Linked DNA regions of Homo sapiens: regions 1, 2 and 3 are each linked to region 4. The links are chromatin contacts, found by Hi-C in ENCODE. All regions are on one chromosome and are shown on one strand. The core of a region is the stretch at or near the end of the contact, and the rest is flanking DNA. Distances in the headings are between cores, read along the strand shown. Region 1 overlaps PXK (PX domain containing serine/threonine kinase like). Region 2 overlaps LOC105377114 (a long non-coding RNA gene). Region 3 holds the start of DNASE1L3 (deoxyribonuclease 1L3). Region 4 overlaps CFAP20DC-DT (CFAP20DC divergent transcript).

Evidence for each region. A loop is a pair of places that touch in the nucleus more often than their neighbours do. Pooled maps may share reads with other maps.
Region 1: a map with no recorded cell type shows a loop between it and region 4 (16-fold over the local background). The contact joins two enhancer-like sites. A Hi-C loop is called at or near these places in 2 of 37 single-sample maps with no recorded cell type and 3 of 50 pooled maps.
Region 2: a map with no recorded cell type shows a loop between it and region 4 (10-fold over the local background). The contact joins two enhancer-like sites. A Hi-C loop is called at or near these places in 9 of 37 single-sample maps with no recorded cell type and 4 of 50 pooled maps.
Region 3: a map with no recorded cell type shows a loop between it and region 4 (9-fold over the local background). The contact joins the promoter of DNASE1L3 here to the enhancer-like site in region 4. A Hi-C loop is called at or near these places in 2 of 37 single-sample maps with no recorded cell type and 3 of 50 pooled maps.

The regions. Positions count from the first base shown.
Region 1 is chr3:58,348,669-58,352,670 of GRCh38, forward strand. All of the region lies in intron 1 of PXK (PX domain containing serine/threonine kinase like), which reads left to right. LOC105377106 (a long non-coding RNA gene) reads right to left here. Exons shown (of 3, transcript XR_940876.3): 3 at 3,859-4,002. Among named protein-coding and RNA genes, the nearest start is that of PXK, 18 kb to the left of the region's middle. RefSeq lists an enhancer at 838-1,117. Within about 2 kb of position 1,268, at least 9 of the 41 ENCODE cell types and tissues checked have a DNase peak (open chromatin) inside an H3K27ac peak, as active enhancers do.
Region 2 is chr3:61,355,690-61,360,232 of GRCh38, forward strand. All of the region lies in intron 3 of LOC105377114 (a long non-coding RNA gene), which reads right to left. Among named protein-coding and RNA genes, the nearest start is that of FHIT, 110 kb to the left of the region's middle. Within about 2 kb of position 2,907, at least 2 of the 41 ENCODE cell types and tissues checked have a DNase peak (open chromatin) inside an H3K27ac peak, as active enhancers do.
Region 3 is chr3:58,208,476-58,212,865 of GRCh38, forward strand. DNASE1L3 (deoxyribonuclease 1L3) reads right to left here and starts at 2,497. Exons shown (of 8, transcript NM_004944.4): 1 at 2,291-2,497. The coding sequence starts at 2,431.
Region 4 is chr3:59,384,663-59,388,842 of GRCh38, forward strand. The region is part of intron 5 of CFAP20DC-DT (CFAP20DC divergent transcript); the gene reads left to right. Among named protein-coding and RNA genes, the nearest start is that of CFAP20DC-DT, 300 kb to the left of the region's middle. RefSeq lists an enhancer at 1,511-1,570 and a silencer at 1,741-1,800. Within about 2 kb of position 1,734, at least 2 of the 41 ENCODE cell types and tissues checked have a DNase peak (open chromatin) inside an H3K27ac peak, as active enhancers do.

The DNA of each region.
Region 1 (4,002 bases), core at 18-2,517, 1.0 Mb before region 4:
GGCAGGTTGAGGAGGGAGGATTGCTTGAGGCCAGGAGATCGAGACCAGCCTAAGCAATATAGCAAGATCTAGTCTCTACAAAACTTAAAAAAAAAAAAAAGTCAGGTGTGGTGGCATACCTGTAGTCTCAGCTACTCAGGAGGTTGAGTAGAAGAATCCCTTGAGCCCAGGCAGTGGAGGCTGCAGTGAGCTATGATTGCACCACTGCACTCCAGCCTAGGTAACAGAGTGAGACCCTGTCTGTACTTTTTTTTAATTAATATGTTTTGCATTCCTCTTGTCATAAAAGTATTTGAAATCTGGTGTGTATTTTACAATTACAGCATATCTCAATTGGGACTAGCCACATATCAGATGCTCAGTAGCCACATATTGCTTGTGGCTACTAGGCAGCAGAGATACAGACATTAAAAATATTTGCCAGGCATGGTAGCTCATGCCTGTAGCCCCAGTTACTAGGGAGGCTGAGGTGGGAGGATCACTTGAGCCCAGGAGTTCAAGGCTGCAGTGAGCTATGGTTGTACCACTGCACTCCAGCCTGGGCGACAGAGCCAGACCCCATCTCCAAAAGAAATTAAAAATAAAATCCCAAATGTGTTGTTATGGAGAGAGATCCATGTTATATTAAGTGAGAGAAAAAGCAAGTCATAACACACTATGTTTAGTATGCTTTCATTCTCATAAATATCTTTTTTTTTTTTTTTTGAGACGGAGTCTCACTCTGTCGCCCAGGCTGGAGTGCAGTGATGTGATCTTGGCTCACTGCAACCTCTGCCTCCCCGGTTCAAGCGATTCTCCTGCCTCAGCCTCCTGAGTAGCTGGGATTACAGGCTCCTGCCACCACGCCTGGCTAATTTTTGTATTTTTAGTAGAGACGGGGTTTCACCATGTTGGCCAGGCTGGTCTTGAACTGCTGACCTCAAATGATCTACCCTCCTCGGCTTCCCAAAGAGCTGGGATTACAGGCATGAGCCACAGCACCTGGCCACATTTTCATAAATATCTGTGTTTATACCTGCAAATAAACAGTCTGTAACTGCACACTATCCAGTATTTTAGCCACTAGGCTAATAAAATTAAGCTAAAAATTCAGTCCCTTCGTCACCCTATCCACATTCCAAGAGCTCAGTAGTCCCTTGTGCATAGTGGCTACCATATTGGATATCAAGCCTTAGGTCACTGCTCTCTTCAAACTGCTGAACTGGTTGAGAAAGACTGAGCTTAACGGATAGAACCTGCTAGCCCTGCAGCCATTGGGGTTTTGTGACTACTGAGTCCCAGAGCCTCTGTGGTTTTTAAGAGTAACACACAGGAAGGAAGCTCACTGAGGTGCAACCGTTATTAGTACCTTGGGGAGTTTAACAGGAGCACAGTGTAGAAGCAAAACAGCTTTGTGGAGGACCCTGTTCCGTTTTTGTACAACTGAAATTAACTACTATTCAAATTGCTGAGGATCACATAAACCTGATGTCCACTTTAGGCATGTTCTTATAAAAATGTTCCTTTCGACTGCTTCTTAACTGCCTAATGTACATTATGGGGCTTGCTTAACATTTTGGAGAAAAAATAGTTTCTTACTTGTACATAACTTCTAGGTGGTGCTCACATTACATTCAGCTCCAGCAGTTTGTGTCCATGTAGTAGGAGGTAGGCTGCAAAGTATAGGGGTATTAAAACCAGGTGGTTGTGGTATTCTGAGAGCTCTATTGCTATAGTAACTCATATTCTCCAGGCCCGGGTTCTTGTCCTTACTCTGCCCTTCACCCTGTCAGCTTCCCCCTGACTTGATAGACTGGTTCTGCCTGTCCAGCTGCACTCTGTTCATCAAAATGAGTCCTTGGAGCATGTGAAAGTATTGTGTCCAAGGGCATAGAAGGTAGGAACCGCTGTGCCCCTGGGTCAGACTGGCCTGGGGTGGAGTCTATTCTCATCACATACTAGTGGTGCGCCCTTGTTTAAGGCATCTACCCTCTCTGAGCTTCAGGGTTTTTGTTGTATAAGAGATGTAGTGACGCCTCCCTTCAGACATTGTTGGGAGATGGAGTAAACTGAGGGCTAGAAGGCAGAGAGTAAGTGCCCCATAAGCAGAGCAGTTATACCTCCCTCTCTGAAGATATGTGTCTGCATGGCATGTGTACTGTGGTCACTTCCACAGTTGGTTATGAAATTGGAGCTAGTGTCTCAGGATGACACAGCAACCTTCTCAGAGTAGGAAGGATAGATTTATATGTACGTTATCCTAAGTGATGGTGACCATTATTAAAACCAGTAGGGACTTCTAGCTTGACTTCAGCCTATAGTTTCAAGCTTCTCTCCCACTAAATGCTTTAGCAGCCCTGTTACAAGTAGAAGAGCTCCTTTACTTTACTTTCATCTTCTGTTTTCCCAGTCTCCCCAGCACAGAAAGTACTGATGAGTAGTAAAATGACCAAAAGCTCCCTTGTCAAAGGAAAAAAGGTGCATTTATCATTGATAACATACCAGGCTCTTACCCAAGCTCAGATGATCTCAATCTTTATTACTCAGGATTCCTTATTTAATTTATTTTATTTTTCCAAGAAAGGGTCTCACTCTATCGCCCAGGCTGGAGTGCAGTGGTGCAATCACGGCTCACGGCAGCCTCCATCTCCCTGGGCTTAAATGATCCTTCTTGGGCTTCAGTGATCCACCCGCCTCAGCCCCCCAAATAGCTGAGACTACAGGTGTGCGCCACCACAGCTAGCTATTTGTGTGTGTGTGTGTGTGTGTGTGTGTGTGTGTGTGTGTATTTTTTGTAGAGACAGGGTTTCACCATGTTGCCCAGGCTGGTCTTGAACTCCTGGGCTCATGCAATCCACCTGCCTCATCCTCCCAAAGTGCTGAGATTACAGGTGTGAGCCACCGTGCCTGGCCAGGATTTCTTATTTTAAAGTATCATGTTTTAAATTACATGTGTAGCAAACTGAGAAACTTTTCCAAAAATTGTTTTTCCTGATTGTAAAAATAATTTATGCTCATTGAGGATAACCTGAAAAACGTAGGAAAAAAAAAATAGCCAAAAGTGGGCATAGAATCTAGGACAACAGAGGCTGGAGTCATGGTACTCCTTCTTAGAAATCAGAGACTGATACAATTGTTTCTCATATTTAAAGAGAATGGCTGCTTTTTGTTTTTTCTGGGTGCTCTTCACAGTGCTGCCACCGTCTTCTGTGCTTGCTGATTAGAGTCGTGATATACTCACCTGCAGACACTTTGTGTTTGCTATTTTCTTAGCAGGGAAGAAAACAGTTACAAAGCTGGCCATTGTGCTGGCTGCTCTAAATATACTGTCTTCTTTCATATTCACCATGACTCTGAAGGTGTGATTTAGCAGGTGAGGAAACTGAAGCACAGAGAAGTTAGGCTGCAAAGCTAATAAGCAGTCGTTGGGCTTCGTTCCAGATCTCTGTGACTGGAAAATGTGTGCCCTCCCCTGCTGGGGACTTGTGGCTGTGCTATGGAGGAGGGATGGCACATTGTGGCTGATCATGACACAGTGACCAGCTCCTCCTTCAGGTTCCAGAAGGGCTCCCAGGGGGCCTGTCTTTGAGGCAGTGGAAAAGGGGGAAGGTAGAGGAGACATGGCCCAGGAGGGAGCGCTTCAGTCTCCAGCAGGTACTCAGGTCAGTGCCAGTGAAGGGCGTGAGGGATGAGGAGCTGGCCACCTCAGATACCAGAGCCCAAAGAAAAAGCATCATTTCCAGCGGATCCGAGTTTCTATGTTGTTGTCTATTCTAGCCTACTAAACATGTAGTGGGTAGTTCTCTGAGATCATGTTCACTTCATCCATTTGTAGAGTTTTAGGACATTGTGAGGATTATTGAACAAGTGAAAGTTATATTTCGTTTTTAATTACTATTTAATTGAGCTTCAGATTTTTAAAGTTTGGTATTTTTTTTCTTTACTTTGATGTAAGATGGAATTACTGGGTTTCCATTTTAGCAAATTATGTAATTTGCGTGGGTGTCATTTAAGGGTCATTAT
Region 2 (4,543 bases), core at 1,657-4,156, 2.0 Mb after region 4:
AGACAAAGAGTGAGTGTCGTTAACAGACCCCAGAAGCTAGAGCCGCCCAATGAGAGATTGGACCAAAGAGGGAGGAACCGTACCACTGAGAGTTTGAATCATGAAGGACAGGCAGCCAATAATGGACTCCTACCCCTTTTCCCACCGCAGGTAGAAAGAAAGAGAAAAAAAAATACCCGGTTTCTCCTCTCCTCTCTCCCTTCAGTTGCCTTCCAGTGCCTTTCAATGGCCAAACCAGTCAAAAGTCACTTGGCAAGGGAGTCAGGGAAATGCCATTGGCAGGGCCCAGCTTCCTGGCCACCAAGCAGAGCAGGGGGAAGTGGGGAACAGGTCTGAGTGGAAACAGGCAGATGATGGGCACAGGATTAATAGTTATTTTAGAGTTGCTGTGGATTTGGAGTCAGAAATCCCTAACAAAACATGGGATAACAGCACAAATATAGTAAAAATGTCAGAGGCCACAGGAAAATAACATTATTGGGTGTCCCAGTGGGTGTTTGGAATAAAAGATCAGCCTGCCACACTCCAAAATACCCAAGTAATTTTCCTAAAATCCATCCACTTTCCTCTAGCTATAACTATCTAGTTTGAAAGATAATAAGCCCAAAATGTTTGTTCTTGTAACTGTACTCTTTAGACACCAATGTTCTCATAATTGAGGGAAAAATAATCCTAAATGTATTAGGTGTGTTTTCCTCAGTAATTCTTCTTCATGGGGATGGATTCTTTGTGATGTGTCTTCATTCATCAGTGAAAGCAATTGCCTGCACAGTCGTTTCCATGTACAGTACTCAGGTGATCTGAGTAGAAGTTGGCTGTGCTTCCTCTTTTAGATGGAGAAACAAACTTGAATAGCCCACTACAAGCTGGGTGCGGTGGCTCACACCTGTAATCTCAGCGCTTTGGGATGCCAAGGCAGGAGGATTGCCTGAAGGAAGGAGACCTGCCTGGGAAACATAGTGAGACTCCATCTCTAAAAAATATTGTTTTTTAAAAAAATTAGCTGGGTGCTAATTAATTAGGTGGTGTGCAAGCCTGTAGTCCCAGCTATGTGGGAGACTGAGGCACGTGGATTCCTTGAGCCCAGGAGGGTGACACTGCAATGATCTATGATCACACTGCTACCCTCCAACCTGGGTGAAAAAAAGAGCACTACAAAAATGTTATTTGAACAGGGGAAAAGGTCAACACTACTACAAATAGATGTTCCATGCCTAGAAGTCCCATGAATAGATGAATGCACAGAGAAGATCAACAGGCTTCAGAGGAACACTACACTGCATCAATGATGCTAATTTGGTGGCAACCCATGTGAAATTTCTGATACATTGGAAAGGGGCTGGCAGAAAGTTTCAGTTGGCAGACTCTGTGAAATTAACAACAAAGAATGATGAATGGAAGAACTTAAGTATTTTAAAGAATGCTTTCAAAGAATCCATTTTAATAAACAATCACTGTATTCATCAAAATTCTTATCCTTTTACTGTATTTTGGAAACCTATTTTTAAACCTGAGAGGATTAAATCAATATTTCTATAAAAATATTTTATAACTCAGCTTTGTTAGTATACTTCTCTCAATGGTATAGGAAGTTAGCTCTACACCGTATGAAGGAGTTTATGTACAAGACAAATGAAGCTATGTCTACTCTCTAAAGTGAATAACTTCTTTGATTGACAGTTTTTTCCTAATTAGCACAGCAAACTATAGCTGACCGTACTAGTGTCGGAAGCCCAGCACAATAAATTATCCTTCAATTGTCATTCAAAACAAAGTTCAAGAAAGAACTAAACATCAGGCAGCAGGGAAAAAACACACAGAGTACGCATGGTTTATTAATAATGTACGAGGATGGCCAGCACAGTACTTGAATGAGATGGGGGTGACAAAAGTCAATTAAAATCTTGAGACGGTTTTTTTGAGATATGGAATATTAATTAGAGAAAGCAACTGCAGAATTGCCTGGCAGAACCAGGCACACATTTGAAATCTTGTTTGTAGTTCAAGAAGCCATTTTTTAAAGAGTCCTTGAGAGACTGAAAAGATGCATCTAGAAAAAAAGCAATTAAAATAATTCGGAGCTGGAAGACGTTAGGTCAACTTGGCATGTGTAATGCAAAAGGATACAGTGGTCAGCACGGCGCTGCAGGAAACCTACTAGGACAGCTACTTCCGTGGGACTCTTTAGTGTTTTTATTTATATTTTTTTCTGACAAAGACCACTTTAAAAACACAAATGGGAGAAAGGCAGTTACAAGTGTGTAGTGTTGTGAACTATTATGAATCGCCTATTTCAAGCATAAGTGAAAGAAAAGCCATTTCTGCTCTGGTTAAACAAATCATATTTGTCTACAATAGGATTAGAGATGCAACAGACTGGAGAGTTTGGCTCTGTTTCTGGGACAGGGGAGATATCCATCTACCCTGAAAAAAAAAAATAACTAACATCTTTTGAGAGCCTTGTGTACCAGACACTATATAGTATGCTTTCTAATGGTTTATTTCCTACAGAAAGTATGCTACATGAAGGCAGGGAAATTTGCTGGTTTTGAACTATCATATCCTCCATGGCTGGCACATAGTAGGCACTCAACAAATATTTTACCAATGAAGGGTGCTTCTCTAATGGTTGGATTTGTTATGCCTGTTTTCCTCTTATAATGAAATATGATAAAAATTGGGGTTTACTTCCTCTTAGTGTTCATGCTCTTGTGCCCTTGAGGGCAAACTAGACCTAGTGGCCCACTTCTAATGAATAAAATATATGAAAATGATGGAATGTCACCACTGAGATTAGGTTAAAAAATGACTGGGAGTTCTGCCTGGCTGTCTGTTGCTCTCCCACTTGCTCTTTCTGATGGAAGCCAGCTGCCCTATGAAGAGGCTCATGTGCCAGGAAACTGAAAGAGGCCTCTGGCCAACAGCCAGTGAGGAACTGAGAGTCTCAGTCTGACGGCCCATGAGGAACTGGACCCTGACAACAACCATGCGAGAGAGGTCAGAAGACTCTCCAGCCCCAGTTGAACCTTGAGATTACTACAGCCCTGGCCATGTAATCTTGTGAGAGATCCTAAGCCAGAATTACCCATCCAATCTGTTCCTAGATTTCAGACACACAGAAACTATGAGATAATAAATATTTGTTGTTTTAAACTGCTAAACTTGAGGGTAATTTGTCATACAGCCAGAGATAACTAATATATACATCTACGTAAAAGTGTTTATTTTTAAGTTGTTGGGGTATTCTTTTTTCAAATGGCATTGTAATTTTCTACTTTCTGCTCTTACAGCATGTACTAGTGTTTTTCAAAAAATAACCCTGGTTTGGCAGTGTGGTAACAGCTGCTTCTTCCATGTCTAATGGATGGCAGTAACGTTTCAACTGAAAATTTATTTTCTCATTCTAAAGTGTTACCTTAGCATATTGACAGTAGGAGCCTTACACAGTTCCAGGAAAATCATAATTAAGTCAAAGTTCTAAAAAATACTTTAAAATCCATTAGATTTATTCAACACAGCATTCTACATGTCATAATGACACTAAGTGCTAAAATTAATCTCTAGACACCTTCCTATTGAAGTTAAATGGGCTCTCTTTATCTAGTTCCTTCTACAGCTCATGACATCTATATGTTGGGTTTTTATAATATATAGTAGCCAGACAAATAGCCATACAAATGAGTCCTGTGAATTCACACTAATTCATCATTTTGATCAAAACACAGTTAACCACTGGTTATCTGGCCCCCAAATTCCAGTGATATCTATACATTATACCTTATTTTTGCACTACCAATGTATAAACTCTTAAATTCTGTAAGATACATCTAATGCTATCGTGCAGCCAAAATAACTTATTCTTTGAAAGTTGAAGGGTCTTATGAGTTACCATTATGTATAGCAAGTATTATTCTAATCAATTAATGTGGACTTCTTATCATGTAGCTTTATCCTGGCCCTTTTTCTTGTCTTCCCCTAGACTGTAGGTCTTCTGTTCTACCACTGAAGAGGACCTGACATACAATGAATACTCAGATATATATATCTAATAAACTAATACATAAATTCTATGCTTGTTTTTTCATTCAAAGATACTTTAGCATGGTCCTAGCCCTCAAAGATGGATAAAGGAGAGGAAGAAATACACACATAATCATAATGGAAGACAGTAATAGTAATCATAATTACTTAAGAAAGTATGTCAAATGATACTGGGTATTTATTTTTAAATATGCAGATCCCTGGGCCCCAGCCTTCAACTGAACGTTTAATGTAACATTAAATGCTTACATTTAACTTGGCTTAAGAACCATGGACTAGATCAGAGGTTGGCAAACTTTTTCTATAAATGTCTAGGTAGAAAATGTTTTGGGCTTTGCAGACCAACATAATCTCTGCTGCAACTAAACTCTGCCATTGTAATGCAAAAGCTGCTGTAGTTAATACATAAATAAATGGATATGACCGTGTTCCAATAAAACTTTACAAATGGACATTGACATTTTAAGTTTTTAATTTCTTATAATTTTCACACATCATGAAA
Region 3 (4,390 bases), core at 1,247-3,746, 1.2 Mb before region 4:
CATTTTAAAGAGGAGCGTGAGACTCAGAGAAAGTTGAGTAAATTACACTCCCAATCACCCTACTAGAAAATGGCGGAGGCAGAATTTGAACCTATGTAATTCAAGCCCAGAGCCCCTTGCTCATGACCTCCCCACAATATCCTGCCTCTTGGCTTTGCTTGAATAATTACAATAATAATAATAAATATTTATTAAGCCCTTAGTAAGCAAAGATAACAGACTGGATTAGAAATAAAGAGGTATAATTATAATGATAATAATTATAAAAGCTGACATTTACTGCAAACCTACTCCGAGCCTTACAACAACCCTGTGGGGTAACTATGCTTATTAGCCCATTAAACATAGGCAGAAACCAAGCTCAGAGTGGTTGAGTGACTAGCTTAAAGTCATACAGCCAGGATAGGTGGTAGAGTCAGGATTTGAACTTAGGTCTGCGTGACTACAAAGCCCACCATGTTGAACTGTTAAAATACAGTCCCAGCCGGGCACGGTGGCTTACGCCTGTAATACCAGCACTTTGGGAGGCCAAGATGGGCAGATCACCTGAGGTCAGGAGTTCGAGACCAGCCTGGCCAACATGGTGAAACCCGCCTCTACTAAAAATACAAAAATTAGCACCTATAGGAGGTGCTTGGTCAATGGGCGCTAGGGATAATCCTATTCTGAATGCCTGGCATTCTCGGGTGACTGTGAGTGCCCTGTAGGGTAGCTCTTGCAGTGTTTTGGGGATGGCCTCTTGGTAGGATGGGGAGGGTGAGGCAGCCTTGACAAGGACTTCGGACATGCTCTGCAGGACACAGCTGCTCAGGGGAGATGCAGAGTTCAAGCCCCCATGATGGACTCACCAAGGAACAAAAAGACAGCCGGGTTTCATCAGTGAGGAAGGAGATGGGAACTCAGTGGCTACCCAGGCTCCACGGGCCATGTGTGAAGTGGGGAAAATCATTGCCTTGCATGTCAGGGTTTCCCATTGAACAATCTTGTCATGGCTCCCACAGGCTTGGCATTGCTATCCTGGCTAAACAACACCATCTAGAAGGCCTTGGTTACCTCCCAAAGGGCAGGGCCACCTGGGTCTGAGAGGCTCGTCCAAGGAAGAACAGAGCCTGCCAGTCCTCACTCCAATCCTCCTTCCCAGTGACAGCAACAGCAGCGGCTCTGGCTCATGAATACCCACCTTGCTGCAGGCTCTGCTGGGTGCCTCAGGCACCCTGAGTTCTCTTCACCAGCCAGTGCTACAGGTGGTATTTGGATGTGGTCGCCATTTTACTAGGGGAGCTGGTGGTTCAGGGAGGGGCAGGGCCTCCCAAGCTCACAAGTCTGGTAGGTGGAATCTGGACCCAGGGCTCCTGGCCCCCCTACCACACCATGGTGTCTCAGGTTTCCTAAGGTAATAAGTACCTTTCCAGAGTCCTGGGAAAGGGTTAAGTTGCCAGCATCAAAAATTAATTAACCTGTAGGATAAAGGGAGTCAATTGACTCCAGAGAAAGCAAGCAGTGTCCCCGGACATTGGGTATATCACCCAAGGAAAGCGTAAGCGAAAGTGGAAGGAGTGGGGAAGTAGAGGAGAGGGAGAGAGGAAGGAAGGAGGAGAAGAAGAAAGAAAGACAAAGAGAGGGAGGGATGATGAGGATGGGAGAGAGAAGGAAGGAAGGAAAAAAGTAAGGAAGGGAAAGGAAGAAAGAAACAAAGAAAAAGAGAAAGGAAGAAGAAAGAAAAGACAGAAAGAAGAAAGAAAAAGGAAGAAAGAAAAAGGAAGAAAGAAAAAGAAAGAAAGAAAGAGAGAAAGAAAGAAAAGAAAGAAAGAAGAAAAGGAAAGAGAGAGAAAGGAGCTGGGCTTTGCTGGTGAAAAGGAGTAGCTGTATAAGGTTACTTCATCTTTCTTTGTTCATCACCTCTACATGGGGAGTAATAGTCCCTCTTCATAAAGATTATGAAGTGAAACCATGTGCTTATAGTGCCTGATACAGGCATTCAATAAATAGCAATAAAAATCATAATGGCTAACCCTTATCTGGAACGTATAATGAGCCAGATACTACATTAAGAGCTTTCCATTTGCCAACTCCTGTAGTCCCCCCAGCAACCCTGGAGGGAACCATTGTTATCACCCCTGTTTTAAGATGACGGCAGGAGGTACAGAGAGTTGAAGTGGTTATTGTTCCAAGCCAGCTTCTACATTCCCCCTAAGGGCCAACTTTAAGTTCCTTGAGTCTCTTAAAGTCTGCAGACAGGAGAGAGGGTGTGAGGGGTGTCTGGGATCCTCCTCCCAGGAAAGGGGCTCACCTTCACAATGACATCCATGGCATTCTTGTCTTCCTGCTTGCTTTCCCCAAAGGACCTGACGTTGAAGGAGCAGATCCTCATGGCCAGGGCGCTGTGGATGGAGAGGAGGAGAAGCAGCAGTGGGGCCAGCTCCCGTGACATCCTGGCGCTGCTCTGGCTTCAAGACTCTGTGAGAAGACAGCAGTGCTTGGAGTGCTGGATTCTGGCCACTTCCGCAGGCTCCACTGACTTATAAAGCCTGCAGATAACAGGAATTACTGGATTTCTCCTTGCAACTTTCAGTTCTCTGAGGAACTGAAGATCATGGGTTTTAATCCCCAAGGAAATACAGATACATTGGGCTAGCCTTTAAGGAGCCCTTATGTTCGTCACCCTGGTGCAGAAATTGGCATGCCTCATTTAGGCGCCATCCTCCACAAAGTCACTCATATCCCAACCGGGAGCCAGCTCTGACATCTAGTCATCGGTCTTGCGGTTGCATGCCATGTGCCTTTTCCTGACAGTGGATGAACTCGGAAGTGGTCCACCCTAGAGGGCACCTGGGGTGACGGAACCTTCTGCTGGGGGACAATGAGGCAGGAGGCATGGGAAATTCTGCTCGGTTTTCTCTAAATCACTGGGATTTGGCGGCCTGCTGTCCTCAGACACACCCAGACTGTGACTCTAATTGCCCTGGTGGTGTAAAGTAAGGTCAAGAGTAGTTTGAATTACTTAATTTTTTTAGGCAGCTTTACCGTACAAATACTAGGAGTGTGTTGCCAGAGAAAGCAATTGGGGATCTGATGGAATGGATGAGGAAAATGTCCCTGGACTCTGCGAGCAAATAGCCCGTGAAACCCATGGAGAGACCCGTGATTGAAGCTGATATTAATTTAATATTGGCGAGAGTTGTGTGACCCTGGGAGAGAAAGGTCTTGTAAGAACTGTAGGATATCAACTCAAGCAAAATGACTTTTAGAGATATGGGCAGGAAACTATGAAGATCTGTAAAGCAAAAAAAAATTAAAAAAAAAAGCAAAATCCAATCAAGGTATATTAATGGACTTTGGCAAAGACAATTCTGTGAAAAGGGTAGGGAATAAGAATAACTCCAAGCCAGCATCGGGATCTGTGGACCAACCCCTCTTGTGGTGATGGGTCTGTGGCCACAGCCACAGGGAAAATTATACATATATCCCCAACATACATCCAGGCAGCATACTGGCCAAGCATGCCAGGAATTCTATAAGATAACCCCAAATAGTACATGGAAGGAAATGGTTTCCTGAGTTCGTGCTGCAATGAATCTCCCTGTTGTCTGCAACCTAAGACCTCAGGCCTGGTTGAATCTCTGGTAAAGGTGGCTCTGGGCCGGGCGCAGTGGCTCACTCCTGTAGCCCCAGCACTTTGGGAGGCTGAGGTGGGTGGATCACTTGAGGTCAGGAGTTCAAGGCCAGCCTGGCCAACATGGTGAAACCCTGTCTCTACTAAAAATACAAAAATTAGCCAGGCGTGGTGGTGGGCGCCTATAATCCCAGCTACTTGGGAGGCTGAGGCAGGAGAATGGCTTGAACTTGGGAGGCAGAGGCTGCAGTGAGCCAAGATTGCACCACTGCACTCCAGCCTGGGCAACAGAGTGAGATTCCATCTCAATAAAATACAAAAACAAAAAAAAAGGAGCTCTAGGGAATGGTTAATTGTCTTTCTTGGTGAATGGGCATCTTCCAACCAGAAAAAAGATTTAGAATTAAAGTGTAGAAATGTTTAAGAGACTCAGAGCCATGGTATACTCTTTTTGTGTGTTTTAAGATGGAATATGCGGTATTTCATGGACTTAATGAGAGCTGCTGGGCCAACTATATAGAAAATCTTGTAACTCTCTTATAAAATGTGCACTTGGTAGGGTTTGATTCAGGTTCATGACTTTACGTTGAAACCTTTGTCTGAATACAGTTCTGGAACATTTATAAACACTTTAGGTTATCATCAATGTTTTGTTTGTTTACTTTATTAGAATTCAAATGATTTAGTATTTTTTAAAAGTAGCTTTTTTGTTAGTTCAGACAATTGAAGAACTTTTAAAAGAAAATAGGGCATATTAAATAAAGTATAAAATGTTTA
Region 4 (4,180 bases), core at 484-2,983:
CCATTTCCAAAGTTTAATTGTATTTCTTTCATGCAGTCATTTGAACTATCTACAGCGCGTTTCTTGTAGGTTACACCTGGCTACTGGAAGACGTCCTAGGTGATTGTTCAAAGGGGCCCATTGAGAGGTGAGTGATGAGGCTGGTGAGAATTCTGTGGTGTGCTTAAGAGTCTTCTGGGCATTTGCTAAATCTAGTCAGATTCTAGGACTCAACCCCAGAGAATCTGATACAGCGTTTGAAGAGGGGACTCTGAAATTTGCACAATGAAGGTTCTCCTCAGGTACTTACAATGTAGAGGCCTTTCGCACTAGACTTCAAAACACACTGCCAGAAACATGCCCACAGAAGAACCGCTAACGACTTAGTGATATGGAAGGGGGGCAGAGAGGTGCTGGGAAGAAAAGGACATGGTCCCTGGTGAGGGTTCCACCCCCGGCCGGTGCCCACGGACCTAGGTGAGAAGAGGGACTCCTGCATTTGTGGCCAAATATTGCATTTCCCAGGACCACCCTGGCCTGCCACACTGTCATCCTGTGCCTATAAAAACCTAGAAACCCTAGCAGGCAGACACAAAGGTGGCTGGACGTCAAGAGGAGCACATCAGCAGAGGAACACATGGGTGGCTGGATGTCGAGAGGAATGCACCAGTGTAGCACAACACCAGCACACTGGCAGGCCATCGACTGGCAGAACAATGCGGAGTGTGGCTGAGGTGGTTGGAAAAGAGTCGGGCGGCCAAGCGGCCGTACTCCACGGGAAAACCATCTCCCTTCTGGCTCCTCCATCTGCTGAGAGCTACTTCCATGCAATAAAACCTTGCATTCATTCTCCAAGCCCATGTATGATCCGATTCTTCTGGTACACCAAGGCAAGAATCCCAGGATACAGAAAGCCCTCTGTCCTTGTGATAAGACAGGGGTCTAATTGAGCTGACTAACACAAGCCACCTATGGATGGCTAAACTAAAACAGCACCCTGTAATACACACCCACTGGGGCTTCAGCTGTAAACATTCACCGCTGGACACTGCCGTTAGGTTGGGGCCCCACAGCCTGCCCGTCTGTGTGCTTCCCTAGAGGTTTGAGTGGCAGGGCACTGAAGAAGCGAGCCACACCCCCATCGCACGCCCTGCAAGGGGGACAAGGGAACTTTTCCTGTTTCACTAGGATTGACCACTGGGAAAATGCCACTCATGGGAGATGAGACAGCAGCCATCCAGTCACCAGAGAGCTGTGATATCCAGTCACCAGAGAGCTGCGATATGGACAAGCATGGGATTTGTCCTGGAGCCCCAGGGGTCAAAACAGAGCCTGATGGGTAGAAATTCCAGGGAGCAAATTTCCATTTAATATAGATGAGTGCTTTTCTAAGAATTAAAGGTGTCCAAGTGTGGCCTATGTAGCTCCAGGGGAAATGAACCTTCCAACTCAGGAGAAATTTAAATTTGTCTGTCTGAGTGACCTCTGGGAATTTTATAGAGAGGAGATTATCGCATGCTCTTAGCCCCCAATGGCACCCGAATTACTCTTATTGCCATTGCTTATACCTTTAGGTCCAGTGTGTTCACTCTCACAGATATTTGTTACCCATTTACTCAGTGCCTGATTCTATGAGGATGAAGCAGGAAAGTGCTCTGCAAATCCAGGACAGAGTGTGATTTTCGCAGATGCTGTTATTAGAAAAGAAAATGTCGGGTTTCACTTTCCATATGGAAAGAGGTAGTAGGTATTTCTGGTAATGAGAAGAGAGGGAGGGATTACTCATTGGAAGAAAGAGGTAATGAGTAAGCTAGTTCCGCTTTGAGAAGAAAAATGCTTTCACAACAGCTTTTAACAGATTGATTAAGCAAAGTTTTCGTTTTGTTTCAAATAATTATTTGTTTTTCTGCCTTTCTCTTCAGAGCTGTGAAATTCTAGACGTCTCTTAGAAATAAAATGGGTTGCTACACACTTATTTTTCTCAGCTCTATATACATTTCTCCTTCTTCTTTGAAATTTGTGGCCACCATTAATGTATATAGGATGTTCTCATTTTGATTTTCAGTTGAGACACTGCAGACTTTTATGAGGGATGCTTTGGATCAAGCAAGAGACACTGAGTAGTTTCCTTCCTTCCAAGATTTCAAAGCAACAGCACCATATTGAGTCTAAACTCAAAGCCTTTGTTCAGAAGCCAGCAGCTGGCTACTCACACCAAGATGGCATTGGATGTTTTTGGAGTGGGATATCCAGGTGACATTTTAATAAAAGCTTTCATGGGCCAATTATTTAATCTATAGAGTTTTATAATTAGCTGACTTTGAAACCTTATTAAACCCCATGTGCAAGATCATGTGAAATTGTACCTCAAGTTTGATTTTTCTTTGTTGTACCCCTCTTCTCTCCTACTTCCTTGATAGTTGCTATTTGTTTGATATTTTTAAAAATTTCTTATTGACACACAGATCCATCCACAAAACAAAGTCATAAAGGCACCTTGATCTGTAAAGTGTTCTGAGTTTCTTAAAACTCTAGTACAGAATGAGAGTCTCTAGAAGGTAGAAGGCCTAGTTTTGGAAGTTGCCATCAGCATTGGATTTTTGCCGAATAGTGCTATATATGTTCAATAATAAAGTTTTCTGTTTTTGTCAACTATTTCTTATGGAACTATTCTCTGTGATGCTGAGGTTACAGAAAAATATCATTTTTCTGTCACTGTTGGTGTTCTTCAGGACCTCACTTTTAAATAGATGTCCTTTTGAAACCTAGGTGGTTATGTGCATCAGAAAAACACCTTATCCTGTGCCCCATTGGGTGACTTGGACAAAGTAACACAATTTTGGTGGGGGAAATGGTACATATTATGTTTCATAGGAGCCAGATTCCAATAGTAACCATCTGACCCTTGTGATCCTATGTTTTCAATTTTCCTATAAAAGAACGCAACAAACAGTGCTGCTCAAGCCTATTTTTCTATTAAGTGTTCTTTGATTCGTGAGTTGCTGGGTAGATTTTCCATTCTCAGTGTTAGAAGACACGAACATCAAATACTTTTCTCTTAGAGTAACTTCTCATGCAACTGTCTCATGGCATATGCTAAAAGAAAAGAAAGTTCCTTACGTATGAGTACAGAGAAACGGAGCATGATTTTAACCTTGGTTTCAGGTTTTGTTATTTAGTCTTTTTGACTTGAATATGAACTCAAGTGTTTGCTAATTAAAAGAATAAACACAGCAGCCATTGCTCCGCCAAAATACGTTTATCGAGTGCCTATCTTGTGCACAGTCCTTTGCTAGGCTCTGTTTATATAACATATCCTATTTAAAAGGCTGCTTGATAAATAAGCAGTTTGGAAATCCCTGGTGGGAGGTAGGTGGCGATATTCAGTGTAGCTTCCCCAGCTGCCACCTGGAACATGAGTCTGAGAATGTCTATGCAGGAAGATGATTAATTTCAAAAATCATTTCTAGGAAATTCTCTGGATCTTTATATAATTCCCTGGCCTCCAGGGAAAGAAGTTAAGATAACTTGAATTACTTGCCTTGGTAAAAATGTTGAACTGAATCCTGATCTCATTTCTTGCCTCCCCTTCCTTTTCTCTTCTTTCTAAATCAAAGAACAGTTTGACACTAATATGGTTGTTGTATTATTTATCTATTGCTGCGTAACAAGTTGACCCAACCTTAGCAGCTTAAAACAACTAACATCTATTATCACATAGTTTCTGGGAGTCAAGAATTCAAGAGAGGCTTAGTAGCTAAGTGGTTCTGGCTCAGGATTTCTCAGGAGGTTCTGGCTTAGGAGGTGGTGGTTAGGAGGTCAGCAGGGCTGCGGTGATCTAAAGTCTCACTCTCTGGCAGTCTGGTGGAAGGCCTCAGTTTCTCTCTACATGAGCCTCACCATATGGCTGCCTCAGTGTCCTCAGGATATGACATTTGGCTTTCCCTGGAGTGAGTGATGAAACAGAGAGAGAGAGATCAGACAGAAAACAACAGTGATTTTTATAAATTAGCCTCCAAAGGCACATACCTGTCACTTCCTCTTTATTCTGTTTGTCAGAAGTGAGTCACTAAGTCCAGCCCACATTCAAGGGAAGGAGAATTAGATTCCACCTCTTGAAAGAAGGAGTATCAACTAACTGAGAGCACATATTGAAACCACCGCAGCTGCACATGTCATTTAAAGTTTTCAAACATGGTTT